Linked DNA regions of Mus musculus: all the other regions are linked to region 1. Evidence: chromatin loops called from intact Hi-C (ENCODE). Cell type or tissue: heart. All regions are shown on one strand. Links, peaks and the distances in the headings refer to the core of each region. The heading gives the core; the rest is flanking DNA.

Evidence for each region. Hi-C counts contacts between places; a loop is a spot of excess contacts. Peaks named below come from ENCODE experiments on the same cell type or tissue, not always from the same donor. Only the 100,000 strongest peaks of a DNase experiment are listed, where the experiment ranks them.
Region 2: it touches region 1 in a loop (10-fold over the local background); 21 of 42 quality-filtered maps call a loop at or near these places.
Region 3: it touches region 1 in a loop (3-fold over the local background); 2 of 42 quality-filtered maps call a loop at or near these places.

The regions. Positions count from the first base shown.
Region 1 is chr9:55,105,787-55,116,110 of GRCm38, forward strand. No RefSeq gene overlaps it. Among named protein-coding and RNA genes, the nearest start is that of Ube2q2, 38 kb to the right of the region's middle. In heart, for the core only: a CTCF peak has its summit at 4,916 (motif pointing left); a DNase peak (open chromatin) is centred at 4,875.
Region 2 is chr9:54,731,840-54,742,163 of GRCm38, forward strand. Wdr61 (WD repeat domain 61) reads right to left here and starts at 2,710. Exons shown (of 11, transcript NM_023191.3): 1 at 2,636-2,710. In heart, for the core only: CTCF peaks have their summits at 2,747, 4,771 (motif pointing right) and 6,713 (motif pointing right); a DNase peak (open chromatin) is centred at 2,662; H3K4me3 peaks cover 2,381 bases; H3K27ac peaks cover 2,435 bases; H3K27me3 peaks cover 398 bases.
Region 3 is chr9:54,912,681-54,923,004 of GRCm38, forward strand. Hykk (hydroxylysine kinase 1) reads left to right here and starts at 4,610. Exons shown (of 5, transcript NM_177351.4): 1 at 4,610-5,178; 2 at 7,794-8,144; 3 at 9,515-9,654. The coding sequence starts at 7,799. In heart, for the core only: no CTCF peak of the experiment used is centred there; DNase peaks (open chromatin) are centred at 3,921 and 4,531; H3K4me3 peaks cover 1,705 bases; H3K27ac peaks cover 750 bases.

The sequences.
Region 1 (10,324 bases), core at 1,093-9,092:
GTTGGCCCTCAGATAAAGAAATTTCCCAGGGCTGATGAGAGGTCTCAGCAAGTAAAGATACTTGCTGCTAAGCTGGATGACCTGAGTTCAAGCCCCAGGACCCATGTGGTGGAAGGAGAAAACTAGAGTGTTCAACACATGCACACAGGTGCCCATGCACTCTCACGTATGCACACACAGACACACACACAGACATGCACACACACAAAAATAACAGAGGCTCACTTCCTTTTTCCCCTATATGTCAACACCAAAAAAATCATTGATCCCATGTGTGGTGGTTTGTATATGCTCTGCGCAGGGACTAGCACTATTATAAGGTATGGCCCTGTTTGAGTAGGTGTGGCCTTTTTGGAGTAGGGGTGCCACTGTGGGTGTGGGCTTTAAAACCGTTGTCCTAGCTGCCTGGAAGCCAGTATTCTGCTTGCAGTCTTCAGATGAAGATGTAGAACTCTCAGCTCCTCCTGCACCATGGCTGCCTGGATGCTGCCATGCTCTTGCCTTGATACTGGATTGAACCTCTGAGCCAGTAAACCAGCCCCAATTAAATGTTCTCTTGTAAGAGTTGCCTTGGTCATGGTGTCTGTTCACAGCAGTAAAACCCTAACTAAGATACCATGCTAATGGCCAAAGCTCAGATGACCCCACTTAAGAAACATCTTTCTTAAGCCCTCTGTACTCAAGTAGCATCTTCTCTTTCTCAACAAACTAGGAACCCACAAACTCTCCCATTGCTCCACCAAGGGGCAAGGGGAGTGTGATGAGGGTTCACTGTGAGTTATTCCCGTGGCTGAGCCCAGCTACTCCTCGTAGAGAACAGTGAAATGCAGCTTGGCGCATTATAGTCCTGTCTGATTGCAGCCACGGGATAAGCAAATCATTTTTATTTAAAACCAAAGAGCCCTATAATTTATTCATGAATGCCACACATTAGATCCTCCATTCTGATTTAGTTGCCTTCTTTGAAGCAAATCTATAAGATCTGAATTATGCACAAAATGCTCCCAGGCTAATAGAAGAAAATGCTCAAAATATCCCCAATACAATACAGTGTGGTGGTGAAGGGCACAGGTTCTTAAATCAGACCACAGTGCATTCAAATCCTGGCTTTATTACCGCAGGCAAGTTATCCTCTCTGTGCCTTGATTTCCCTATTTGGGGACTGGTGATGCTGATAGTGGTATCGCAGAGCTGTTGAGAGGGTTACAGAACAAGCATGAGTATAAAACACCAGGAACCATAACAAGTGCCACACAAGCATTTGTTATGGTTATTTCAACATTTCTGGTGTAAGCCTCTGCCCAGTGAGATGCCTTGGCAGGTAAGGGCAAGCCTGACTTTGATCCCTAGGACCTACACAGTGGAAGAAAAGAACTGATTCTTACCTCTGTCCTCTGACTGCCACACTTACCTTCACATGAACACACACACACGTATGTGTGCACACACAATAAGTAAGTAAATAATACATTCCTTAGATGATAGACATCCCCAAGCTGATGTTGCAATGCACATGCGTTTCTTAAATTTCCAGCTCCCAAACAAGGAAGAACCATGGAGGCAGGAGGAGGGATCTTGCCTAAGATTTGGGTAGTTTGGGTTCTTGGGCTTGTTGGTGCCAAAAATACAGCTCTCACCTCAAAGGGCATAGGGATAGTTTATTCTGGAGCTGAAGTTGAGTGACCATGGCCTGAGAAACATGGAGCAAAGTCACCCTGGGGGCCCACGTTCCGTGCAGAAGTGGTTCCATATAGATCAGAGAAAGTTAGAAATTAAGACAAGTTTAAAATGAGTCGGTGGGTACAACAGAGAGGTGGTAACAGCAAGATGAGGGAAGTCTGGTCTGTAGGCCTCAGATGCTACCTCACAGCACTTTTAGCTTTTGAGTTCTCAGGAGTTAGTGGTCTTTTAAGCTTATAGATTCCAAAAGTTTTTTTTTTTTTTTTTTTTTTTTTTTTTTTTTTTTTTATCTATTAGTGACAGCATGTTAGCTCTGACATGGAAGTGGGTGAGGAAGTGGGTTCAGGGGTCTAAAGCTAGTCCACAGAAAAGTAATTAGCCTCTGGACCCACAACATTCCAACCCCTCCACATCCAGTGTGGTTTAGCTCACTCATGAGCATCCCACCTCATAATTTTGTTACTGAAAGAGGGGTTTCCCCTTTGAGATTCTTATACAATTTAATAAGAGAACTTAGAAATGAAATCAGGGGCTAGAGAGATGGCTCAGCGGTTAAGAGCACTGTCTGCACTTCTAGAGGTCCTGAGTTCGATTCCCAGCAACCACATAGTGGCTCACAACCATCTCAAATAGGATCTAATGCTCTCTTCTGGCATGCAGGTGTACATGCAGATAGAGCACTCACAAGCAAAATAAATAAAATAAATCTGAAAAAAAAAAAGAAGGAAGAATGGAAATCAGAAGCTGGAGGATATTTTATTAGAATTTGAGAGAAAACATCAGCATAGGCAAGCTGAAACCCCTGCCTGCTGCCTGGAGGAGGGGATGGAGGTGAGGAACTGGTGGAGCCTTGTAAGTCATGGCCAAAGAGAACAACCAGGTTTGGCAGCAGAGGCCAGCAGGCTGGTGAGGGTGAGGGCTGGGAAAGCAGCTGCTTGGCGGGAGGGCGGGGAGCTTCCTGGTGTGTGGGAAGTTTACTTAGGGTTTTGGCCAGTACCCAAAGGAAAACAACGAAGGAAAAGGGAAATTATCATTTCCTGAGAGGTGAGAACAGTGAGCAGACACCACGGTGATACATGAGGACGCCCTGCAGGTGAGCATGCCAGGTAGGACTCCCTGTGTGCCTGCTGCCTTCAGAGACAAGTGGAAACCGTCGGATCCAGTATCCTAGGGAGGGGGAGCCCATGAGCTCTTTGGGGAGAAGGGTGTAATTAGTCCTCCGGAGTCCTTAATGTGTCTTTGGGTGAATCAGCTTTCATTTTTAGGGGGCTACGTTATTGACAGGGCCAGGTGAATTAACTCTGAAAAGGAGGAGACAGTAGTACGTAATATTTGTGTAACTTAGAATGGCTGGTCACCACGCAGGGACAGGGGCAGAATGGAGACTATTCTTTTCCTTATTGGCCCTCAGCTAGGTCTGGATACTGCTACACTTTCACTTGGTAATTATGAAGGGGGTTCCCGAAAAGGGACTTCCCTTCCTAGAGTTTGCGGGAAAGTGCAAGGCAGGGTCTGTTCTCTGTGGCCTCCAGGGCTGATGGTGTCTGTAAAAACCTTAAAATCAGTAAGGGATCAGACCAAGGACAGGAGCCCTCGAGTGCTTGTGGCATGTTTGGCATCCTTCCAGGACAGGTTCTTTCTAACTTCTGCCAAGGACCTGAGCCAGACCCCTGACCCCAACTACACTGAATCTCTCTCCTACCGTCAGTGATGTGAGCATCTTCCAAAGTTGAGGACCTGAAGCCTTTAGGAGCTTAAGGATTTGTCTCCTAATTTCATCACACGCAGATTAAGTTTTAATACGAATTCAGACAATACAAACACTGAAATGATAGAGGAGATATTTTACTGAAAAGGAAAGACGATGGAGCTAGGTATAGTGGACATTCCTGTGGTCCTAGCCCACCAGAGACCAAAGAAGGAAGGTCTTTAATTTTGAGGCTAACCTGAGCTACAAATTAAGGTCATTCTTGAACTATTTAGCGCTATCCTGTCTCAAACAACAAACACACCAAACAACAGCAACAACAACAGCAACAAAGTCTTGTTTCCCAACTTGGCCTTTCCTTAGATTTCGTATGTTTACAGCCCATTTTTTTTGTTTGTCACGTGATAGAGACCCTTAGGGTCCTTCTCAGATGAGAAGGGTTGTAGTAATTTTGAAGCCTCTTATACCTGTGTTATTGGGATAAACCCACATTTCTAACTTAGATTTATGTTAGGACAGAAACTCAGGGCCATTTGTAGCAATGAATGACCGCCAGAGAGACCATTATATAGCACACACAATCCAGCTATAAAGACAAGTATTAGGGCAGGACGCCCAACCAAAGACTCCTTCACGCAAATCCCTTGTTTGAATAGCAATGAAACATCTAAAAGTGGAAATGAGGAAAGTTTGAGCCCTTTCTGCTGCGGATGGATGTTTGTGGGCTATTAACTGAAGAGGGTTCAGAAACAAGGGATAAATGGCATGCTAATTCGGGGTTGAATAGAGTGATGGGACACTCTTGGGACTTTAAGAATCATCTCTAATGGGACTTGTGTATTTGCAATTCAGTGGACCAGTATGCTTAAATTCAGAGATGATGAGGGCACTCGGAACAAAATTACAGAAATAAATTTAGTAAGGAGGGTCAGAAGAGGCAGAAATTGAGATAAGGTCAACATTCTAGCCCGACGTCTATTTCCTAACTCACTAGCAATCATAACTGAGGGGTGGTGTTCTAACTAGAAGCTAAAAGCAGCCCTTGGGCAGATGGTTAGACCCTAGAAGGTGCTGCAGGAGTGATGTCATTGCCAGATCACCTTCGAAGACAGTGATGTTTGGAACAGAACATTGGATGTTTGTAAAAGAGAAACAAAAGGTGACCGAAGGGTCAGTGAGCATATATTCCAGTTACAGGTGAAAATATGTTTACACCTGTCGTCCTGGAATTCTTAATAGTGCCCATTTCCACTCACTGAAGTATGCAGAGTTGGTTGCTAATCACGTCTTCCACAGATGAAACTGGTCAAAGGACCCAGGTTTGTAAATGAGTGTAGACTTACAGTCCACAAGCAGGCCTCTGCCTAGCCAAGAGGTGAACACCCACCCCGGCCTGGCTAGGCCCCGCCCCCGCCCCGCCTCACTGGCCCCGCCCTGCTCCCTCCACCTCCCTTCACTGTCCTTCCCTGAAAGGACTGAACTGGAGAGTCCAGCTTCCACGTTGTTCTAGTGCCACCTGCAGGACATGTCGGGGAATCGCCTGTCTTGCCACAAGCCATGGTTTTGACTAACCCTTGAGCGTGGGCCAAGCTCAGGTTTTGGAGTGAGCTGGAATCTTCAATGAGGTGGACCCAGCTGAAGACAAGAAAACCAAGCTCTTTTTACGCACTTGTATTCATGTTTTATGTCATGTTTTATGTAATTTTCCAGAAGGCAAAAGAAGTCTTTAAGTGCACAGGATTTTGATGCCCATGAAGCAGGTCCAAGCAGCTAGCTGCCTCCAATTTGTTTCCCCATCCTTAACAAAGATCTTAGAAGGGGAGGAAAGCCAGCAAGCTGAGGAGAGCAGAGTGGCCTACTAACCTCTCTCTCTCTCTCTGGAATCTGAACGGGGAGTTTTTTTTTTTTTTTTTTTTTTTTTTTTTAGATTTATTTATTTATTATATGTAAGTACACTGTAGCTGTCTTCAGATACACCAGAAGAGGGCATCAGATCTCATTACGGGTGGTTGTGAGCCACCATGTGGTTGCTGGGATTTGAACTTCAGACCTTCGGAAGAGCAGTCGGGTGCTCTTACCCACTGAGCCATCTCACCAGCTCGAACGGGGAGTTTTTGTGAAACTACTCTGATTTGAGCAGTATTTCAAAATTACAAAAACAAAAGCCCCATACAAATCTATTATTGGCCCATGTGAGGCTGAGTTGTGAATAAAGACAAGGTCTTTTCTTTGACGTGGAATTATTAATTTAGAAAATCTCCTATAGTCACTAAATGACCCCAGACTATGATAATTTTTGATAAAATTTGTCAGAACAGATCTCAGGGGCCTCAAGGTTCTTGGGTGGTGCAGACAGCAGACTACTGGCTGGCCGTGTCTGGAAATGTTGTTTACAAAATGACTGGTTTGCAAGGTTTTTATATCCTTACTAACATTTACCCGGCCTGGAAACCTGTCTCCCAAGCGGCTCTTAGATTTATGCCTTGATAATAACTGTTACATTGCAGGAGTCATTTACACCTTAGTGAGAATCATCTCAAATTCCCATTTCTCCCAAGTTAGGTTACCAGGAGAGGATGGGAGGGGAGAAGGTGACAAGAATGTCTTTGCTCTTGAAATCTCACTTGTCTTTCTAATTCCCTGGCAATGGTGTGAATTTCAGTCTAAATGCCCATGTAGGGCCCCCCCTTAAGATAGATTTGTTTTGTTTTGTTTTGTTTTGAGACAGGGTTTCTCTGTGTAGCCCTGGCTGTCCTGGATCTCACTCTGTTGACCAGGCTAGCCTCGAACTCAGAAGTCTGCTTGAACTCGGAGATCCGCCTGCCTCTGCCTCCCGAGTGCTGGGATTAAAGGCGTGCACTACCACTGCCCAGCTAAGACAGATATGTTTTGCCTGTACTAATTCACAAGACAGAGCTCTGGGAGGGACTGGGACCGGGGCCTGGAGGTAACAGGAAAAGGTTTGTCTTAGGGAGACACTGTATATTCCCGTGCTGCCGGCTTGGAGCAGTAGAGACCCACACCAGTCACCTCCATGGGTGTGGCTCTGCCATCAAGAACTTCCCCATCACAGGGAGCTTTAGTGGTATTTTGAGTAGATTTGATCAATTGCTCTTTTCCTAGACTCTGGGTCTTCAAGCCAGACATTTTCAGTTATATACTCAGAAGCTAGAGGTGTATTTCCAGAGGCTCAGAGCCAAATGGGATTCACTGCGAGCTTCCCCAGAGTTCCTGAGGGCAGCAGCCCAGCCTGAGCAGCCCTGACATGCACACCCTTCTCAGGCCATGCCCCAAAACACCTACTCTCAAGCTTGGGCACCTGGAGGGGCACAAGTGGGAAAGGCTGTGCCCAATGTCCCTTGCTAATTCTCTCAGTAGACAAGTCGTTGTGCCAGCTGCTTTCCTTCATGAAAACTGATCAAACTAAGGCCCCTTCCTAAAGGACAGGCTGAAACTGACCAGCTTCCTGCTTCTAATGGAGGGTGCTCTCCCTGGTGGAACTGTACCAGCCTCTAGTCAAAGACGATCCTTCTGAGTGCCACAAGACTCATCTGAGGATTGTTTCCCCTCACCCAACACAAACAGGAAGTTTAATTCAAATAATACCTAGAAGTTGAGCTGGGGCTATGCCTCAGAGGGTAAAAGCACTCATATGAACCTGAGACCTTGAGTTCAGATCCCAGCAACCACAGAGAGAAAAGCCAAGCATTGTAACCTGGTACTAGCATGTTCAGAGATAGGAGGCACACTGGAGTATCAGGGAAAAATACAGGACACGGTAGAGCAGGACACACAGTGGCATCCTCTGGCCTCCATACACATACTTGCAGGCTCTTACATATGTACATGTTCACCACATGCGTGTGCACACACAAAAATCATGCCCAGACTGCACATGTATGCCACATGCACGCACACACATGCACACAAATCATGCCCAGAAGGAGCTGATGGTCCCGTCCTGACTGCATGGAAATTGAGCTGTGGACAGCTGAAGCTAGTTAGAGCTTCCATTATCACACACCACCATGCAGACCAGCAGCCCGAGCAAGCTGCACATGAATGGTACTAGCCAATGCATGGCACCTTGGTCTGTGTGCAAGTGCACAAATGCATTGAGGGAAAATCTAGAAATAAACAATTTTACTCTTAGCTGCCCTGTAGGTCTTTGTATCACTTTGTTGAAGTTCAGCTTAACTCCTGTAGCCTTTTTGGTCACTTTTTTTTTTTGAGTTGATAATAACTCTGTTTCAGTACCACATAGAAAAGAAAATTATAAGCTGATCTTCTTGACAGACATGGATGCAAACATTTTCAATAAAAATGCTGGCAAACTGAGTTAAATATCACAGCAAAAAGATCATTCATCATTTGAGACTATTTGAGCCGAAAATCTTCTTTTTGCTATACTGGGAATGGGGATTGGGGGTAGCAGTCACAGGTTGAACCCAGGGTCTTCTATATGCTAGAAAAGCTCTCTTTTGGTCACGTTTTTAACTTACTTGTTTTGTGTGAGGAGGTGAGTGTGGAGGTCAGAGGTCAGAGTGTGGAGGTCAGAGAGCAGTATGTGTGGAGGTCACAGGACAGTGTGTATGGAGGTCAGAGGTCAGAGTGTGGAGGTCACAGGACAGTGTGTGTGGAGGTCAGAGTACGATGTACAGGAGGGGCCAGTTCTCTCCTCTGCCACTATTGTTTTATAAAAACACAAACCCCAGCCATTCGGTTTTACCAAATGAAGGCAGACTCTGTGGAGAAAGCCTGCTAGCTCAGAGAGGCAGAGAAAGCACATAGCTTGCCCTCCTACTCTACCGATGTCCCAGAAGGAAAAGGCTCTCTCTTCTTCTCCACACTCTCTTAAATCCCCTTCATCTCAAAGACCCTCTGTTTATTTACATTCACTCCCTGTCAGCTGGTTGCTTGATCTGCCTCTTGACCTAGAGTTGACTTCATTTAGCTCTGGAGTAAAGGTGCATGCTAGGGAGCCATGCCAAAACAAGGTTTTTTCAGTAAGTAACACAATCTTGGGGTTCACAGTGTGATCAAATATCTTGCAACATACCACATAGGTCCTGAGGATTGAGCTGAGGTCGTCCGGCTTGGCAGAGGATACCTTTGTCCATGGAGACATCCTGCTGACCCCATATTTGATTTGATTTTGTTTTTAGTTTGAACAGTTTAGGATAAAGAGGCCTAGACAGTTTCACCAAGTCTCAGGCCTCTGACAATCTTAGTTAGGACATAGACTCAGATAAAGCTACAATCCTGGGCAGGATTGCTTTAGACACAGCATGAACACCTTTCTAGAGGCCTTCAATAAGAGGACACCGAGGATGGTCTTGGGAGAGGAGCCTTGACTCCAGCCTGGCTGTTTGTTGGGAATGCCTCATATCTGCTGTCACACCTCCTTAGATTTTTTTCTTACATATACTTAAACCCGAGGTTAGCTTTCCCACGAGACAAGTACCTGTTTGTATTCCATTTACTATAGAAGCTCTACAGCTTGGGGGTATGGGAGGTGTAAACTAGGAGCCATTTGCAGCAAGTGCATCGGCTGTGCCGACTTGTATCGCCTGTGCAAATGTGACTTCAAGCAGTTGGGCCACTTCTCCCTGCCTAGTGTCCCTAGTGGAGCTGTGGGTGTCATAAGCTGAGAGCTAAGCCCCATTTTCCCTATCTAGGAGAGAGAAAAGCTAAAGAGAGTGCAGACTCAGATGTAGGACTGCAGAATATCTGCCCTGCTTCCCTCTCCCAGGGCTGTGAGTCACCCTTCCAGGGCCTGCAACACTGCCTCTGCAGGCATGGAAAGGCCACACTCCACACCCTCACTCTCAGTTGCTGGCATCTCCAGCTGAGCCATGTTAACAGTAGTACTGGGCATGTGAAAGAGGAAACATAAACCCATTACTTGTCATCTTGAATCTGGGGCAAGTGGGTCGGGGTTGCTGAGGAGGTTGAGCATTTTAGTGGAGACCCCTGGCTGGCCTTGAGGCTCATGTGTGTCCCAAGTATTCACCAAATGACTTGGTGCTCATCCACCATTCTAATTGAGTGGGGCATCCCGTACGGTGCTCAGGCTGTCAACCTTCATGTCTGGGCTTGCTCCATTCCTATACTGCTGACTGCTATGCTTAGCCTCTGCTACATTACCCTGGGCTCTCTCAGCACAAAGAGAAATGAGGCAGGACCCTAGCCTGAAGGAATTTGCTGGGTGGTGCAGGGGGCAAGAATGTGAGCAGAGATTTCCAAAAGTATGCAAACTGTTCCAGAGAATCTGGAGTCCTTGGTGGAACAGGGACAGAGTCAGAAGTCGGAAAAGATGACAGGACAAGAATAGCAAGTCCAGAAGCAAACATGAGTCTGGAGTATTTACATTACAGCCGGAGATAAAACCCCTAAGAAGAGGGCAAGATAGTCCAGTCAGCAAAGTGTATGCTGCCCAAGCACAGGGACCTGAATTAGACCCTCCCCCTTCCCAGAACTCACATAGGAAGCCTGCTGGCATGGCACATGATTGGCCCTAGGGCTCCCAGCCAATCCACTTGCCTAATTGGTGAGCCCCTGGCCATCGAGAGACTCAAAAGATGTACTGCATCCAAGGAACAACATACACAGGGTTGACCTCTGGCCTCCACGTACAAACACACACAAACACATGTGTACATGTACCCACGTACACCATGTGCAGAGTCCCCCAAAAGATCCTTGAGAAGAGAAGAATTATTCAGTACATTCTACTTAACAGCCTGGAAAGAAATCAAGCTAGAATCATCATTGTCTTAAGCTGCATACCCCAAATTAAAGGGTTTAGCTGATATAGAACTATAAACCCACTACCAATCAACAGAAGGGGAAAATAAATGTTTATGTGATCTTCAGGGTGATAAGAGAATTTTTAAGCTAAATACTCAAAACAGGCATTATAAAGAAAATTAAGCC
Region 2 (10,324 bases), core at 908-8,907, 370 kb before region 1:
ACAGATATGTAAATAAGGCTGCAAGGTAACAAACTGGTGACAGTTTTCAAAGACTAACATATTTTATGAACAGGCTCAACATATTTTATGAACTGATTTAATTTCATTAAAGTTCTTAATTATATTAAGCTTTTTAAATTTTATTAACCTTAGATTTATTAAACATCCACACACACATACGCCCATACATTGAGTTTATGGATATGTGTGCATTCGTGTATTCACCTGCACAAATTGTCAAGGGACAATTTGTGGAACTCAGTTCTTCCCCAGGTAGGTGTTAGGCGTGACAGTAAGTGCCTTTACGTGCCCAAGGCCTTGGTATGTTTTGCACACCACTTAGCTAACAGACTTGCAAAACTTAAACCTTCTCTCTGGTTGTTTTCAAATACATAAAATACACAGCATTAGAAAGAAAACCTAGTATGTGCTCACTCTCTGTGGTAACTATGTTCTATAAAGTTACCACTAGTGGGCAGTATCAGACCATTCCTCTGGAGACTCAGAGGTAGGCCACTGAAAGCCTCTGGGACACATTTTTGTCAAGTGCTCAATATGTAATCACATGCTATGGTTTTGCTTTGTTTTGTTTGCATATGACTCTGTTTGACCATACATTAGTAATTCACTAATACTGAACTCAACCTAAACAGGGCTTATCTAAAATACTTATTTTTCTCTCTAAGACTCATTACAGCTTTCTTGCACTGGGCAAGAACATGGGCTATCACTCCGGCACCATGCCAGAGGGTTACCTTCACCACGGGCTCACTACCAAAACCAAACAAGCAACCAAAACACAAAAATGAGAAGGCATGGCACTAAACCCCAGAGAAAAGACACTTTCTCATAGAGTGAGAGCAGAAACAAGGCAGAAGCGAACTCAGAACTGGGCATCACGTGACTCAAAAGATTCAACACCCTGCACATCTTCTAAAATTATAAATAAATATAATCGAGTATGAAAATTCACAAACAGAATCTAGGCATAGGCTCTATGTGGAAAACAATCTTGTCAAAACATGAAAACCAAACTTATGAGAGCAAAACACACATGGCTCCTTATCATCACATTCTATAAGAATCAGCAAGTCTAAAAGATGCCGCAACCTCAGGACATAAACAACATCCTGCCAGCAGTTCCGTAATCCTAATTGTTTGGAGGTACTAAGCCTGGCTTTCTGGCAAGACCCTGTCTCAAAACAAACAACAATCCCATCACAACATTCTGATATGAAAACACCTGTGATCGCTAAAGCCGTTAACAAAGTCATATTTAATACTTGTTATGTGAGAATATAACATAATGGGAGAATATGCTAAATTTCAACTAGAAATTAACAAATATAAGAGTGTGAATTGTCTTCTAATCCATGTTCACAGCCCCTCAGTTCCATCCTCACTTAACAGGCCGTACATACAGCTCAGACATCTGGGCTCATGCTACCTGCTTCAAATATGCAAACCAAAGACTAACAAATGTTTACCAAGAACAGAAACTCAGACAGACACATGATTTCTAAATAGTCCTGGCCTAAGAGATCTTAATCAGGTGTGCTGACTTGTGACTGTTACTGATTTGTGACTCAAGAACAGGACCTTGCCCAGACTAGAAAGCTCTCCTGACAATTTGGCTCAAACAAGTTGAGACACAAACTGCATGAAGACCAGCCCTCTTAGTGATACTGCCTCCTCTCTGCCCATACGAACCTCACACTTGGCAATAGAGAAAAACGACAATTTTACAAGTAAGAAGGTTTATAGGGAGTCAACTTTTAAAAAGCTACCCTCAAAATAGGGTGTGCAGTTCCATCAGGCTGAACCTTTGAGGACGTACTGCATCAGATCCTATTTTAACTATTATACAGATTAGCTCACTGAACCTTCCTTAACGCCGTTTAGTAGGCACTCTTACTAGCTCCGTTCTTCTGGCTAGAAGAGAGAGGCTTAGAGCAGCTGACGGAAGCGTAGGTAAATACACAGTTCCTACTACTAAGACATGTCTCATGACAGGTAATTTCAGAACCAAGAGAATCCCAAGAGGCCTCTATGCCATCTCTCTCTTTAGGAAAATTTCCAGTTATCGGGGCTGGATTTAAAGGTCCTTCTTCAGGCTTCCCAGAGACTAACCCATGCGTCTATGAAAGTTTCTCAGGCACGTCTGTAACGCACCATACCACATGGTACTTGAAATAAAAGGAACTCACTCTCTGCTTAGTGTTCAATGACGTGAAGCTTGCTACCTAACAGCGTGGCTAACTACTATAGGACTGGTATTAAGAGAGTCCTCTATCTAAGGGGAAACTACTCCCCTCCCCAGAGTCCTCTATCTAAGGGGAAACTACTCCCCTCCCCACCCCGCAAAGAAGCCAACCCTCATTTCCGGGATGCACAAAACATTATCTGGGAGCAAAATTAGTCCACCTATGGGCCTTCTGTCTGCCCTTGGGACTCGTGCCTCGCGGACTAGCCAAGTTAAATAGAGTCACGAAAGCCACCCTTGGACTCCTGGAGCCTCCGTGAACAAACCTGCTGTGGTGGCCTCCAACTCTCCCGGTTCAGTCGCCCTCTCGCCCTAGTAGGCAACAGCACCAAAGACCACCATTCCCCAACTCTGCCCAGCACACCAACTCACCACCGTACAGCCAGCCGCACAGCACGCCTGACGTCAGTGGAGCACGACCGTGGCGCTCGTGGATGAGCTAACGAAGGGGCGGGGCCTCTCCTGGGATGCGGGCGGGACCGGCAGAGCGCCCCCCTGCTGCCTTGGCGTGCGGGGTTGGGGTGAGGGTGGAGCCAGGGAGAGTGGGCGGGGAGTACCTAGGGCAGCCTGCTGCTAACAGGCTTCAGAAAGCTTCTCTGATGACTTCCCGGGTTCGTTTTTTCTTCTGTTTTTTTTTCTTTCTTTTTTTTTTTTTCCCCGCTTTTTCTTCGTCCTCTTTTTCTTTCCTTCTCCTTTCCAGCCCAGCCTCGCCCCCCATCTCCCACAGCAAAAAGCTCGAAAATCATTACAATAAAGGTTTTCTAAAACAACCTAGCTCTGTAATTTTTAAAGTGCCACATTTTAATATTGTTAAAAGTTGTGTGCACGTATGGGAGTGTGCACACATGTCATGGTGTAGAAATGGAGGTCAGAAGACAACTTGAGTGTCTTAGTTGTCTCTGTCACGTGGAGCCCAGGAATGGAACCCAAGTCATCAGGCTTGAAGGCGGCCACTTTTATCTGCTGAGCCATTCCCTATATATTTTTTTTTAATAGCGCATAAATTCAAACCCAGGATGTTGCCTATGCTAGGCAAGCATGCTCCTGCTGGCCTACATCCCAGCCATCTATTTATTTATTTAGAAACAAGTTCTCAATAAATTGCCTAGGCTGGCCTATAACTTACTCTGTAACTCTGTAGCATAGGCAGTCCTTGGATTCCTGCTTCTATTGCTTCAGTCTCCAGTATCTCTAGAGTGACAGGCCTGCACTACCAGGCCTGGCTATAACTCTGTCGTTCAAACTCAAAGCCGAAAAATACCTCAGAGTGCTGTTTCAAGATGCCAAACAGAGAACTGAGAGAATTCCAGTAGAATTTGGACATTGAATTATTCGTGTGCTCTTCAGTGACTGAATAATTATGATGTGAACTCCAGATATGCTTGTTCAAAGACTATATTAAACCCCTACCTTTCACCTCTCTACTGTCAGAGCACCAAGCACATGAGGTCATTAGCATGGTCTACTGTGAAGCAAGAATAACAGGCCTCTTATGTACAATGAATGTCTTTGACATGCAATCAAGACTATGAGTCCTGCCTCAGAATAATATTTATAAATGGATCAATATCCACATAGGATTAAAGGGAAATAATTCCATCAAAATAGCCATAAATATGCAAAATAATAACACACCTACCTGAGCTCAACAGATCTAATACCGTCTGTGATTTCAAAGTATCAATACACATACACAATGCTTTGAATTATCTTCAGTGGTTGTAATAAAATAGGAACAATACTGTGGTTTGATTTAGTGACCAAGTCAATTACTGTTAATGCCTCCTGGTTTATTGTGCACATATGTGATCAAGAAAAACATCACCTTTCTGCTAGAAGTTAAGAGAAATAAAAATATAATTATTTTTCTATCAAAGTTCCTAGATCTCCTCTATGTGTGTTATAGAGCAAATCTGGGAGACAGAGTAACTGTGCATCACTGAGACATCTGTAGGAAGAGTTGTGATCTTGCAGGTCAAAAGACAATGAAAAGATTTCACAATAAAATCAAGCAAAACTGAAGACAGCGGGTGTGACAGAGCTGTGTGCCCTGTCCTGAAAGGCTCTGAAAGTATACCCAGTCCTTCTTTGGAAGGCCATGGCCCCAGGATTCTGGTTCTTCCTAAAAAATGGCTTACTGCTTTTCCAACGAGCTTGGACAGAGCAAACCCAGAGACAGGACGAAGCAAGCAGAGTGACACAGAACAGCAGTGTCACCACGCAGCCCAGAGTCACGTGTGTGTAGAAGCATTTCAGGCTCATGTCTGCCACACCTGACTCCCTCTTACAGGCTCACCACGGAGTTACAGCCTCAGTCTACACCTACAAGGACAGGGAGGTCGCCATGTGCCCAGCAGAAAGGATTGCCACTACTCCGTCAAAAAGTTGGATATATGTAAGTGACTTCCCAGAGAAGACCTAAATCAGCAGTCCAATAGCAGAGCACTATCTTCTACTCAGCAAGTGAAAGAGGGAAACTAGAGTGGGGGCGAGGGGAGGTGTGTTACATATGTCCTGCAGAGGGCGCTCGAGGTCCTCTGACTGTGGTCCTCTTTAAAACCCTTTGTTGTAAAGCCTCAGAACAGGGACTCCAGCCCACTTTTCTAATGTTTGTTCCTTTGCCCCATAGCTGACCTTCTCTTCTCTTCTCTTCTCTTCTCTTCTCTTCTCTTCTCTTCTCTTCTCTTCTCTTCTCTCTCTCTCTCTCACACACACACCTACATACCCCTACACACACATACACCTACACACACATGTGCACACACATACAAACATTAACACATACAAACACACACCATAGTCTGTAGGCTGAAGCATTTCCCATAATGCCTCTTGCCTTCTGTGGATATATCCCTCTAGGCAGCCCCTCCTTTACTCCTCCACACCCCTAGGGATGGAACTTGGGCCCCTTCTGTTTCCATATGGGGCACATAAGGACTTAAGCTCTAAGCCAAAATGCCTGTGTTTATTCTAAGATAGTTAAGTTTTATTTCCTTATGGTGACATCTCTAAAATAGGGATTGTAATAGAAATTTCTCACTGGGGCTGATATAAGAATTTTTAAAAATATCCACAGCATGGTAGTCCTGCATGCTGGTAGTGCCTGGCACCCTAGGGGTGGAGGCAGGAACATTAGGAGGCCAGAGTCATCCTTGTCTACATAGCAAGTTCAAGGACAGCCTGGGCTATACAAGATCTTGTTCTCAAAACCAAAGACCAACCCTTACCATCAAAACTAAAAGAAGGTTGCTGTGTATGTGAGAGGCTCAGACTAGTGTCTGGCACAAAGAACATATAAAATACAGGCCATTGTTTCTTTTTTCTTTTTTTTCTTTTTTTTAGATTTATTTATTTATTATATGTAAGTACACTGTAGCTGTCTTCAGACACTTCAGAAGAGGGCCTCAGATCATGTTACAGATGGTTGTGAGCCACCATGTGGTTGCTGGGATTTGAACTTCAGACCTTTGAAAGAGCAGTCGGGTGCTCTTACCCACTGAGCCATTTCACCAGCCCCCGCCATTGTTTCTTTTATAGCTGAGGATAGCACCTGTAAGAGAACTTTGTCTCCGTGGTTGTAGAAATAAAAACCAAGTCTAAAGCATAAACTCTCGGACAAAAGCTTTAATTTGAAAGATATAACAGTTAAAGGAGGAGGGCATAAGACTGATTGGGGGCGGCCCCAGCTCTTCAATGAGGACGGGGAAGAACAGGCATTGTATCAGGTTCTTGAGATGACCTGAAATCTTATCACTCTTACTAGTCGAGAAGAGATACATAGGACAACTTGTAAAAGCTAGGTCTCTCCTTCCACTATGTGGGTCCTGGAGATTGAGTTCAGAGATGCCAGGCATCTTTGCTTGCATAACCATCTTGCTGGCCCAAGAGGATTTTTCTACACAAGGTCTAGAGTGGACAGGTAGTCCCTGGAGATGGGCTGGTATTACTGTTGTCACTGATGAAACATGGTGACTTTAGATGTGAGAGGGGTAAGGTCAGGCATATTCACACTCTGTTGGTAAGAGAGGAGAGATGTATGTAGTGGAGGGGAGGTCTCAGCTGCCCTCCTAGGACTCTCTCTCCTCTGGGCTTGCCCTCTAACTGCCCAGACCACTAGGATTACAGATACATGGGGAACGCTACAGCTGATCCCTAGGGTCATAACAAGAGAATTTACCATCTCTTGTCTTCATGAACATTTTATTTCTCATTGCAGCGTTGGGGGGGGGGGGGTCAGAGATCACAAATAGGAAGGAAGCAGACAATGATGAGAACAGGTCTGTTCTGGGGCTAAGGGCAGGGGTCTGGATACAAATCCAAGCCCGTAAGAACACATTGATTCTTTCTCAAGGGAACCTCGTAGGACTGGCTTTCTTCTCTGCAGCCAGGATCCCTGGACTGCAAGATCTAGTCTAGGGAACACAGGCAGGAGTTTTGTCACATTGGCCAGAGGGTGGCAGTAACTGCCTGTGCACAGCCAGGGAGTGCTGGTGGAGAGGCAGGGAGCTGACTTTTTGGCTCCTTCCATTTGAGAGACAATGAGAGCCTTCTGTGGACCATAAGCAAGAACCTCTCAGGCTTCAGTTCCCTTACGTTCAAATGAAGATCATTACTCCATAGCTTAGCTCCCAGGGGCTTCTGCTGTGAAATTCCCAGACTGGAGTATAAACACCACCTGAGCCACAGAGCTCAGGCATTGTCCAAGACCTAGAGTCATCCGTGTACTGCAGGGCCCTCTGAAAGGCATAGGATACAGACCCAATACGTGAGAGCTGTTTCTCTGGACCAAGTGAGGACGAGAACCGGGTGCCACCGAGGATTTTTGCTTAGCTCTGGAATGTGCAGGGATCTCCACAAAGCCTGGAAAGAGGCAGCTAGAAGCCCCGAGTTCTTTAGATTCATCAGCTGCTAGTCAGAGTGGCCCATGATTGCCTACTGTCCACAGATGCCTTACCACTGCTTACTAACTAGGCCTAAACAAAGGCTGGCTGCGGATATTCAAAGGAATTAGATTTCCTTGTCCCCAAGGAGTTCACAGTGACTCTCTACCTCACCAGGACTCCAGGCCATCTGAAACAAAAAGCCATCCATCTGATCAGAAAAGTTTCATTTACCTCATTCCCCCTGTATCAAAGGCTTATGAATTATATTTCATTACTCTATAGAAAAGAACAAGTGTAGGAAAACCAGAGCACAATAGAAGGAGGTAAAGCCACAAACGAGGGAAGACTATACCCAAGTCTCCAAGTCTCTATGCAGCCTGGCTTTCTGCTCCTCTGCATGAAGTGGTCATAGCCCACAAAGACAAAACAGGAGCTTAGGACCCATGCCCTTCCTCCACAGCCTGCACTGACCCCCTTCAAAATTGTGCAGCAGGAGCTGCAGAGGTGATTCAGTGCTTAAGAGCGCTGACTATTCTCCCAAAGGGCAGGGTTTGCTTCTCAGCACTCACATAGATGCTCACAACCATCTGTAACTCCAGGTCTAGAGGATACCCTCTTCTGACCTCTGGAGGCACCATGCATGCATGCAGTGTGCAAACAGACAAAATACACCCCCCCACACACACACACACACAAAATGTCAACAAACAAAAAAAAAATACAATCAGGATTGGACTCATCCTTGCCGGAAGCCAAAGTGCAGCTAGAGGGACCAGGCCTGGTGTTGGTGGGAGTCCCCACAGCTTATACATTTCTGCTGTAACCTGGCTCACAGCATTTATTTACATACACAGGAAGCAGCAATGCCAAGTTGCACAACAGTCTGAGGGAAGAGGGTGGACAAGGGGGATGGCATGATGAGCTTGGCAGCCCCAAATTGGAGCTGTGAGCCTGTGCCCAACTGCCAGGGAAGAGGAAGAAGACCTTGATAGTTAAGTCTGAAGAAGGAAGTAGAGCGGGATCTACCTGGGTGATGAGAGAGAAGCAAGAATTCCTGTGGTAGGCTGGCAGATGCTGAATAACTCTTGGGGTGGGCGGAGGACAGCAACAATAATAACCACTTTAAAACCTGTTACCAGCTGGAGAGATGGCTCCGTGGTTAAGAACAGTAGCTGCTCTTCCAAGAGGGCTCAGGTTCAATTCCCAGTACCCACATGGCAGCTTTCAAGTGTCTGTAACTCCAGTTCCCCCCCCCCCGGGGGGGGGTATCTGACACCCTCACACAGACACACATACATGAAATCACATCACCAGTGCACACCAAATAAAAATAAATATGGCTCCTGCACACCTCTTAGTGAACCCAGAGTGCATGACCCTGCTGCATCCACTCAGGAGCCTGCTGGGAAGAAGTGTTTTCTGAGGAGAGCTAGGTGTGGAAGAGGATCCATCTCCCTGAGCCCTCCTTCCTGCTGCTACTTATACAGAGGTCGTTGCCAAGAAGGGCTGCCAGCCTGGGAAAGTTCCACGATGCCATATCAAATGCACTTCTGAAAGACAAAGGGGATTTAAGACACCAAAGGTGGCTTTAAAAGAGTCGCACTACAAACTTCCCCCAACCGCACCCTAACTCAGAGGAGGTAAGTGAGCTGAAAACCCCCTCAGGCCGGCCGCCACTGCTTCTGGGATGCTGCAGGACTGAAGGGAATCCTGGGAGATCTTGCTATTCAGGGACACACACCCCCCAGCCCCCTCCCCGGCCAGCCCAGGAGGCTGTGAGGCACAGCAGCCAGTCTCTTGTAAGCACCATTGTCACTTCACTTCACTTCTGAGCCCTGTGAGCGCTCCTTGGCTTTGAAAGGCAGCAGACTGTCTCGGGCCCTGCCTGAGCCCTCTGTGGGTCCTAGTCTCTCTAGCAAGTTCTTTCTCTTGGCTCTGAGAGCCTTCTGATTTTCACCTGGTTCTCCTGGGCTGTACCTGGGAATGTACCTTCCTCTGGTGTTACTATCCTGGTTTGTTTTAATTTATTAATCCTTACTAATTTTATTTGTTTGTGTGTGTGTGTTTGTTTTTCAAGATAGGATTTCTCTGTGTAGCCTTGGCTGTCGTGGACCTTGCTCTGTAGACCAGGCTTGGCCTCAGACTCACAGAGAAGAGCCACCTGCCTCTGCCTCCTGAGTGCTGAAGTTAAAGTCACGCGCCGCCACTGCCTGACTTTATGTTTTGTCAACTCACATAGCCTGTGGCCACATGCATGAGAAATTGTCTTAATTGATGATGGTTATGGGTGAGGGAAGGCCCCGCCCACTGGCTACAAATAAGTTGGCTGAGTTGGGCAGTGATGGAGCAGGCCTTTAATCCTAGTACTTGGGAGGCAGATCTTTGAGTTCGAGGCCAGCTTGGTCTACAGAGATCCAGGACAGCCAGGATTACACACAATGAAACCTCAAATACCAAAACATCCTCCTCTGTTTCTGCTTAATTCCTGCCTTCCCTGAGTGACTGACTATGACTTGGGGGGGGGGGGTGGGAAGAGCCAAATTAACCCTTTCCTCCCCAAGTCACTTTTTGACCAGTCTTACCACAGTAACACAAACCAAACCAGAACAGTCACGCTGTATTACTCTACAGCACAGGACATCTTTTGAACATCACTCTGTCCTTCAGCTTTGCCTCGCAGCTCAGTGGTAGCCCTTGTATCTGTGATGGCTAACCTTGGTTGTCAACTTGAGTATGTCTGGAATCAGGTGTTTGAGATGCTCAAGGCATGCTTCTGTGGGAATTTCTTCATTGGATTGGGGGGGGGGGAGGAAGGAGCAGGTTAAGTGGGAAAGGCTGGCTTTGGTTTCCCCTGGCATTCCTGCAGAAACGTTATCCTAAATAGAGCTGGAGGTGAAGGAATTAACCTAGGTCCTCCAGGGATCTTGCTCTAGATCTCTGCAGAGTTTATGGGAATTGGGGAATAAGAGAAAGAGACCCCAGCCTGTAGGCATCTGCTCAGATTGCTAAGTGGAGAGGTAAGGACCTGTTCTATGTATGTCCTAGAAGACTGAGTTAAGACAGTTGTGCCCCAAGAAATGGCTGGGGGAAGGGGGGGGACAACCCTCTAGTCTTTGCCTGCAGGGACCTTGGAAGCAGGTCTGAGTGAGTGCTAAGCCTCCTCAGCAGAGTGGCAGAG
Region 3 (10,324 bases), core at 943-8,942, 190 kb before region 1:
GTTCCTTTCTATGCTAAGATTAATGAGAATAAAAGTCTGAAATATGGTTAGTGTCCACTTAAACAGTAAATGAATTTAATTCTGGGAGTATCACAATGGATAATCAAGTTATAGAGTCAGTTTAGTAGGAAAGAGTAATCTGACCTAAACCAGGATCTTCTGTACAAACACAAGTCAGGCAAGTTAACATTAAAGTGACAGAGTATCCTACCCAGTGATCCGTTCTGATGCCGAAGCTTGAATGTTTAAACCTGGATTTCACCAGGCTTAGTGTTGCATACCTATAATTTCTGTGCTTAGGAGGCTGAGGCTGAGGCAGGATTGGCTGAGTTGAAAGCCAGTCTGAACTAAAGCCAAGCCTACTATGGTAAACACCTTGTCTCAATTTTTTTCCCCCAAACTGAAATCTTCTGTTTGTAGCTTATACTCACTGATTCTCTTTCTCCCTAATCTGTCTGTTCTTTGTGTGACATGTTTAAATACATATTTGCTATATAAATTGGACCTACTAGAAATGGGTTATCACCTTCATACCCTATGCTTTTTGTTATGGTCATTGTTAACATTTAGGACAGAATTGGAGAGCTCAGTGATAAGAATTGTGTATTACAGGAGGAGATGACCTTGGTGTAGGATAGTGGTGCAGGATAGTTCTGGAACCTGCACACTATAGGTCCTGCTAATGGTGTGATTCACTCCTCCGCTGCAATTTCATTGATTGCTTTTTCAATTCATGTACAACCTGGAGCTAGGACCACAGCTCGCTTGCTCTCCTAAAGTAAGTTTTGTAAATATGGCCAGCTCCTAGGATTGGAAAGGATAGTCCAAGGGTTAGGTGTTGATAGGTTACATGTCGAGCAGGCTCAAGGCCTTATATTCAAATCCCTGTGTTGCAAAAAAAACCCCACCTTTTCTACTATTAAGAAAAAAAGCCCCTTTTCTACTACTAATAGCAACTTAAGTGATTAAAGTTTGTTAAAACTTGGCATCCAAAGGCTAAAAAGGTCACAGATTCTAGGAAAATATCACAAAAGCAAATAGTAACATAGGTACACCCTGATAGATTAGATGTCCAGACTTCATACCAACAGCTGCCTTGGTACATTTATCATTTGGTACCAGTTTTGCTTCCTAATTTTAAGTTACGGCTAGTCTTAACTATTGTAATGAAAGTTGTTGGGATTAGTCTTACAACTGCTAGATGAGGTTCATGATATGGTCAGCCCACAAAACATTTCAGTCAGTAACATCACATATATCTGGTTCCTTGCATTGACATTTGCACAATGAGATTGCCAAAGGATACATTTCACAGAACATGTCCCATCAGCAGCATCAGTACTTGAAATGTAGGTCACTACTTAAAAAGCAGATATTTACAGTTATCATTGTCTGCTCATACAGCAGCTGGATTCTATCCATTGTATTGCCACTAAGCTTTGAACATCAATACAGGAAATACAAAACTAAGATTGGGCCAGTGAGATGGCTCAGTGGGTAAAGGGTGCTTGCTTGACAAGCCTGGCCATAGAACTTCTATCTCCAGAGCCCTGTAAAGGCCAGGGAAAGAACTCACTCCACAAAGCTGTCTCTGACCACATAGGTATGATGTGGCATGTGTTCCTCCCCATGCACACATGCTTACACAAAAATATTTTTAATAGTTTTTTAAAACTACAAGATCACATTTTCTAGAACACATTTTATGTTGAGGTTGAACAAGGAGTTAGTATATACTGAGCTCTGACACTGAGCTCTACTCAATACAGGATCGTGTATTTAATCTCTGCAAATTGTTTTTGTTTCACATTTTATATATATATATATATCCAACGTTGAGAGGGAAAAATGGTTTGGCACCACACGTTAGGAACCTTCAAAGAACAGTTCATCCTAAAGAATTTGAAGTACACAAGCTGGGCAAGGTGTTGTACACATATCTCAGCACTTGAAGGTGGTGATAGGATGATGAGTCCAGCCTGGTCTACATCAGACAGTCTAGACCTAAAACTTAACCTGTATAAAGTTTATGTAGGAAGATAAGTGGGAACATGTCTACTTAAAGTAAAAATAGCAAGTTGCAGAAAGCCTTTTGTTTTCTCTCCTTTGTGATAGGGTTTCCTTATGTACTCAGAATCCTGCTTCAACCTCTTTTTTTTTTTTTTTTTTTTTTGGTTTTTTTGAGACAGGGTTTCTCTGAGTATCCCTGGCTGTCCTGGAACTCACTCTGTAGACCAGGCTGGCCTCAAACTCAAAAATCTGCCTGCCTCTGCCTCTCTGCCTCTCTGCCTCTGCCTCTGCCTCTGCCTCTGCCTCTGCCTCTGCCTCTGCCTCTGCCTCTGCCTCTGCCTCTGCCTCTGCCTCTGCCTCTGCCTCCCGAGTGCTGGGATTAAAGTTATGCGCCACCACTGCCCTGCTCTGCTTCAACCCGAGTGCTGGGATTAAAGTTATGCGCCACCACTGCCCTGCTCTGCTTCAACCTCTTAAGTGCTAGCATTACACACCCATCACTATACTGTGCAATATAGTTCCAAAAAGTGTCCAGGGATGTCTGAGGAAATGGCTCAGTGGGTAAGAGTACTTGCTGCCCAGACATAAAGACCTGAGTTCAGATCCAAAGAACCCATGAAAAAAACAGCCAAATTAATTTCTGTGTACATTTCTGCCACCCCAGTGCTGAGTCAGGGACAGAAGGATCACTGGAGCTTTCTCACTGCCAACCCAACTGAAAAAATTAACTCCAAATGAGAGGCCCTGTCTCAAGGGGAAAAGCACAGATCAGGTACTGGAAAAGATGGAAAATCCTCTTCACCAGTGTGTGTGCACATACATGTGTGGGCACACACATGCAAGCAGAATGTACAGGGAAATGGAAGCAGGTACAAACCAAAGAAGGCAATTGTGACGTCTGTTGTCCTGTGCCTTCAGTTTTCACAATTTCAGCATTCAATCCTCATTCTCATCTTTTTTTCCCCAGGCCGTGAGGAGAAAGAAAACGGATCAGTAGCAGTAGGAAAGTGAGAGAAGGTGTAGCGAATTCAGACACTGCAGAGAGGCCTCAGAAAGCAAACATGGTTACAGGAGACTCAAGTCACAGTCGCCAACATCAGAAAGTGCAGAAAGGTCGTCCCTATTTGAAGATTAGAAAAGAAATGTGCTAGGCAATGGTGAGGCATGCCTTCAATCCCAGCACTCCAGAGGCAGAAGCAGGTGTTCAAGGCTGGCCTGGGCTTCAGATGGAGTTCCTGGACAGCCAGGGCTACACAGAGAAATTCTGTCTCGAACCTCCCCACCTTCCCCCATCCCACACAAAGAAAAAGAAAAACAGATAAACATATTTCTAAAGGGGGCAAAGGAAATTTCTCATTACGATAGGTGTTGACGGGGATTGGAGAGACTATCCGAGTTAATAATCCCAGCACTTGGGAGGCAGAGGCAGGCAGATTTCTGAGTTCGAGTCCAGCCTGGTCTACAAAGTGAGTTCCAGGACAGCCACGGCTATACAGAGAAACCCTGTCTCGGAAACAACAACAACAACAATCATTCATCATCATCATCAGAGTAACGATAGCACCCATGAGTATGCCAGAACAAGAAAAAACAAGTGAGATATGCATACAGCACCATAACATAAGGAGAGCAAATTGCAAACCTGAGTGACAGGTGTACAGGACTCTTCCAGCAGGGAGTGCTCTGGTCTATCAAAAAGGTCCTGCTTAGCTGGAGGAAGGCATCCAGCTATGTGGCTTAGTGTGGTGGTTTGAATATGCTTGACCCAGGGAGTGGCACTATTTGGAGGTGTGGCCTTTCTGGAGTGGGTGTGGCCTTGGAGGAAACGAGTCGCTGTTGGCATGGGCTTTGAGACCCTACAAGCTGCCTGAGGATGCTGCTTTCTTTCTCTCTCTCTCTCTATTGTACTTCGTTACCCCGCTTAAAAACTGGTGCTACCGCCTAGATCCTGAACTGGGAGTTGGTAAGCACGGTCTGGTTAAGTAAGGGTCTATGCCCTTTAGACTTCAGTTCCCGCCAGCACAGACAGTGTAGGTCTGTTTAATAAATGAAGCCTTTTCAGATTGGGACATGCTAGTACAAAGACAGCGAGCCCCATTTCCTCACAGAGAGGGACCGATCCTTGTAGTTTCAGAACCAGGATTCCTTTCTGGGGAGAATGAACCTCTAGTCAACCTCTATGAAGATGGCCTTCAGGATACTCTCTTCTAGAAAGAGCTGGATGGAGTGAGGAAAGAAAGGCAAGATGCTATCTCTCCTGGCAGCTTGCTGACAGACTTGTGCTCCAAGTCGCTGCCAGGACTAAGCCAACCTGGTGAGAATTGACAGATACCACTCAAACCCCAAGGCCTACTAATTGGCTACTTGAGAGCCAATCAGAAACGAGTTTTGACTAGAGAGCCGAGATTGACAAGGTTGTCGGATTCCAGACAGCCAATCAGAAGCCAGATCTCTGAACTCTATTGGTGGGATGGAGAGGGTTGGGCCAGAACTGTCAGTAGTGTGTACTGACTGGGCGGAGGGATGTGGGAGGAGCCAATAGGAAGGCGGGGCTCGCAGCGGCGGCGGGTCCGGCCCCACCTCCTGCACCGCAACCACTAGCTGACTGAGGGGAGAGAGCAATCGGCCTCAGGACGTCCGGTCGCTGTGCGTGAGAGGAGGTGGAAGAGACTGAAGCGAGTCAAGGGTCTCTCTGAGGGGACATCCCCGAGAAGCGGCGGCGGGCTCCTGCAACCCTTGCGCTCCTCAAACTCACTGCGTGCTGACGCGGCAGGTCACTGCCCAGCCCCAGCCCTGCTGAGATTTCAGTGCGCAGTTTTGAGGGTCCCACCCTCCGCGGGCCTGCATGGTTTGGGGGTGGAAGCCATCCTAAGGCTCCTCTGGACCTGAGACAGGCCGGGAACGGGTTGTGGGCCACCTCCCTCCCATCGGCGTCTTTCGCTCCTCAGCAAGACCCCCTGGAAGTGAGTCTTGCTTCCAATCGCCCTTGGAGTGTAGAGTTCCTGCAGCCCGTGAGCTGTGAGTGGAGGCAACTCACGAAATAAGTGCAGGGAACATCACTGCCTGCTTCCCAAGCCTGGAAGCTCACAGCAGAGGGGTCGTCGAAGACAGACGTGGAGAAAGTGCTAAGGCAGAAGTCACAAAGACTTTGTAACACTTTAGGAGAAGGTGAGAGGAAAGACTAGTTTATGTATTATTATTATTTTATTCTTGTGTACTTTTCACCAAGTGCAGAGTGTAAGATCCACTCCCTCTCCATTCCCCTCTCATGCAGCGAAAAATTATGGAGTCTGGTGCAAACCTCCTGCTTAGAAGTCCTTACTGTTTGAGGTTGTTTTTGTTTGTTTGTTTGTTTGTTTGTTTCCGGCTCTAAATATTGTTGACAAGAAGTATACTAACATCTATATAGATTTCGATTCGCTCTCCACTCTCTCCACACATGGGGCGCATTTGATGAAAATGGATGTCTCTGTTGTTCTATTTTTATTTTTTAAGTTTTTTCTTTATGTGTATTTGCTTTCAGTAGCATGTTTCAATGTGTGTCCTTTTTTTTCAGGTTGTGGAGTTCTTTCTATATTCAGCAAAAAGGCTCAAAATTCTTCGTTGAACTCTTTTAGAGGCAGTGTGGCTAAAGTTACGGAGGTTGGCTGCCCAGCTGGTGCTAGGACTTTTCACAGCTCAGTAACTGTTTGGTACCAGGTTGTCCTGTGACCAGACCTGCCAACAGTACTTTGTAAACAGGACTTTGCTTTAACAAATAGGACTCTTCAAAGAGATAATTAACAAGCCCCCTTTAAGGACATGGGGATGTTTTCTGGAGATTGGCCTTCACCAATTGCCTTCAACAGTCTTCAATTTTAATAGCTTTTTCTTTTTGAGACAAAGTCTCTCACAGTAGCCGGGGCTAGCTTGGAACTCAATAGGTAGTCTGGACTGACCTTCAACTAGCAGCAATCTTATTGTCCTGTCTCTGGATTGGCAGGATAGCAGATGTGAGCTACCACACCCAGCTCCCTGTCAAATCCCTATCAAGCTCACTGTTGTTTTTAATACCCTTAAATTCTTTCAGACCTGAGAGGATTTCATCTTGGAGTTAGGGTTTCAGTTCACATTACATCCTGAGCACTAGCCTTATTCTATAAATATATTCAGAAGGAATGTTTAAAATTCCTTGTAAAGTCTTAGAGCCAAAAGCAGTGTAACAGGATGTATCAGTTTCCAGAAGTTTCAGGTGCAAAGATTCTTTTGAAGCCCTGTTTAGTCTTTGTGATCATAAGTTTAGTGTCAACACCTGAAGGGCTTAATTGGCTTCTGAAAGCAAATACTGTGGTCAGAAGGTAAACATGAGAAGTGTTTGTCAAGAATACAACAGCTTGGTTGGGCACATGTTTTACTTCGTAGAGACCTTGCCTAACATGCGCGAGGTCCCGAGTTTGATCCCTAGCGCCAAATAAGCCAAGCATGGTGGTACATGGGAGGTAGAGGCAGGAGGATCAGAAATTGAAGGCTATCTAATACGTTTAAGTCCAGCCCATGCTACTCAAAAACCGAAAACAAACATAAAAGAATACAACTCGGAATTGTAGGCATGTGCCGCTAAGCCTGGCATTCCCGTGGTTGCTATAGTTCCAAACTCCAGTTTCCATACTTACACATTGGCCACCATCCGAAGTGTGCCATCTTCCAAGCCCTCAGAGCTGAGGTCTCAGTGGAACTGAATATTAGTTTTGGACACATCTCTTAATGTCTTTGGACCTATGTTTCTCTGTAAAGTTGGCAGACGAGAGAAAAGATTGGATTAGATAATATAACAAAGTGCTTCTCTGACCCGCGTTTGTCCATAGAACTGTACCTTCAAGTTGTGAGGGAAATTTATAAATAACTTATGGCCCAGGATTTTTATTCATCTAACATATCTACTTCTATTTTGTTTGTTTTATTTGATACCAGGTCTCTCTATATTGCCTGGCCAGCCTAGAACTTGCTAGGTAGACCAAGCTGCCCTGGAATTTGAAATAGTCTCCCAGCCTCTGCCTTCCAGGTGCTGGGATTATAATGGCATGGACCATTATCCCCTGACAGAACATCAATTTTTTAAAGGTTATTTTAATTTTTAAATGTCTCTGTGCGGGTATGGTGCACATGTAACTGCAGATGTAGCACAGAGTGTAGCTGTCCAGCGGTCATAGATTAACTGGGTTACCTGCAAGGGGGGATGGAAATGAAAGGAATGGGGTGCAAGAGAAGGATGAAGCCAAAACAAAGTTTCTGCTCAAGGCTCAAAGTTTAATTTTGAGAATGCATTTATATAGGGAAAGCCCACAGACCCCATCCTTTGTTTCAGCTGAATGTTGCAAAGCAACTCACTGGGCAGTCTGCTCCTGTAGGAAATTGCAGGTGCGGCAAGGGCAAGGCAGAAGACTCCTCCTGGGTCGAGGTCCAACTGTGGCAAACACTTAAGATCTATTTGGCCCGCTCAAGGCTGGGGGAAGGGCACAGAGGAGTCCCCTGGAACTGGAGTTACAGGCGATGTAAGCCACACAATGTGAAAGCTGGGGACCAAATTCAGGCCTTCTACAAGAGCAGCAAGTGCTCTTAACTGCAGATCTACCTCTCCAGCTCCAGGTCATCTGCTTCTTCACCTTATTCACTAATTGATCATTTAAACTTTATAAATAAAAATCAAGAAGCATAGACTCAATATAGGAAAATATGGTCTGTCTGAGAATAATCATTCAAACAACTGTCATTGTAATATGCCTGGCTCTTATTTTTTCCCCTAGACATAATGTCAAGTGGAGCTGGCTGGCAGTCACAGGCTTCTGCCAAGCCCGTTTTTACTGAGGCACAAGCCTCTGCACTGGTAGAATCGGTATTTGGGTTCAAAGTTTCCAAGATCCAGCCACTCCCTAGCTATGAGGACCAAAACTTTCGTGTTCACATTGCAAGAGGCAAAGAGACTACAGATGACCCAGTTGAATATGTCCTCAAAATAAGCAATACGGAGTCTAGCCAAACTCCAGAGCTGATTGAAATGCAGAACCATGTCATCATGTTCCTGAGAGCAGCTGGATTCCCAACAGCCTCCGTATGCCGAACTAAAGGGGACAACACCATCTCTCTCATATCCATTGGTAAGAGATTTCCTATACATTCATATTACTATATTTTGGCTACAGGTAGAAGCGCAGTGTCTAAAACAAGTTCATAACTCAAAGTGGAGATATAGTTTGAACATGGTTTTAGTTGAGATCTACTGTAAAAATTTTTTCAAATTTTTATTAGATATTTTCTTCATTTACATTTCAAATGCTATCCTGAAAGTCCCCTATACCCTCCCCCCGCCCTGCTCCCCTACCCACCCACTCCCACTTCCTGCCCTGGCGTTCCCCTGTACTGGGGCATATAAAGTTTGCAAGACCAAGGGGCCTCTCTTCCCAATGATGGCCGGCTAGGTCATCTTCTGCTACATATGCAGCTAGAGACATGAGCTCTGGAGGTACTAGTTACTTCATATTGGTGTTCCACCTATAGGGTTGCAGACCCCTACAGCTCCTTGGGTACTTTCTCTAGCTCCTCCATTGAGGACCCTGTGTTCCAGCCAATAGATGACAATGAGCATCCACTACTGTATTTGCCAGGCACTGGCATAGCCTCACAAGAGACAGCTATATCAGGGTCCTTTCAGCAAAATCTTGCTGGCATATGCAATAGTATCTGCATTTGGTGGCTGATTATGGGATGGATTCCTGGGTGGGGCAGTCTTTGGATGGTCCATCCTTTCGTTTCAGCTCCCATCTTTGTCTCTGTAACTCCTTCCATGGGTATTTTGTTCCCTATTCTAAGGAGGAATGAAGTATCCAAGCTTTGGTCTTCCTTCTTCTTGATTTTCTTGTGTTTTGCAAATTGTATCTTGGGTATTCTAAGATTCCTACTGTAAATTTTATGTTTCTAAATGTCCTGATACATAATAACTAAGGGACCTGTGAACACCAGGAGGACATGTTCTATTCTTATTTAACACAAAAAGATTATATGTGTTGTTAGGAATTGAACCCAGGCCCTTGCACGAGCTAGGCAAGCACTCGGCAAATTCACTTCTCCAGCCTCAAGAATGTATTTGTATTTATTAGACTGGCTGCTGTGTTTGTAGTAGAAATAGAAAGAACATGAAACTAGCAATCAAGCATTTAAAACGCCAGTTTGTCATTACTATGCATGTGACCTCGGACACAGCACGTGTATGCAAGGCTGCAAGTTCTCATTGTCTTTTCTTTTTGTTTTTTGGTTTTTTGGTTTTTTTTTTTTTTTTTTTTTGAGACAGGGTTTCTCTGTATAGCCCTGGCTGTCCTGGAGCTCACTTTGTAGACCAGGCTGACCTCGAACTCAGAAATCTGCCTGCCTCTGCCTCCCGAGTGCTGGGATTAAAGGCATGCGCCACCACGCCCGGCTCTCATTGTCTTTTCAAGAATGATTGACAGGATGTATCATCCCTTCCATCTAGACAGTGGATCTGGAGTCAAAAGCTACTTGGTAAGAATGCTCACTTACCTCCCAGGAAGACCAATAGCTGAGGTTGCCATCAGCCACCAGCAATTATATGAAATAGGAAGGCTGGCTGCCCAATTGGATAAAGCCCTAGAGGTAAGATCTGGGGTCTTGTTTGTAAGGGATTTTGTTTGTTTATCTTTTTTTGTTTTTGTTTGTTTTGAGACAGAGTCTCACTAAAGCCCTGGCTGGTTTGGAATTGGTGATGTATACCAGACTAATGTCGAATTCGCAGATATCTTCCTGCCTCTACCTTGAAAGTGCTGGGATTAAAGGCATGCACTACCACTCCTGGCAGCAATGAGACTCTCAAAAACAGTATGCTCTGTTTATTCATTGTCTTTTAGACAGAGTCTCCTACACTATGGGGGAGCTTCAAACTCACTGGGTAGCCAAAGATGACTTTGAACTTCTGGTCCTCCTGCTTCTACTTCCTGAGTACTGAATTATAGGCACTCACTACCTCCTCTAGTTCATATGGTGCTGCGGATTGGGCTTCGTACATGCTAGATAAGCATACTACCAACTATGCTGCCTTCCCAAAGTATTTATTCCTCTTTTACCCTTGATGTCTAGCACTGTGCAGTGAACACATTGGGAGACTTTCAATTTTTAAAAAGTAACGCCAAGCTGATTCTAAAGTTAGTATTGCATGGGTCAGAAAGAAAAGGAGGAAGCCAACTTAGGAAATTAGTCTGAACAGGTGAGAGGGTGTGCCAGAGAACCGGACAGCTTCTGTGACAGGCGGAAGCACAGAGCCGCTGAG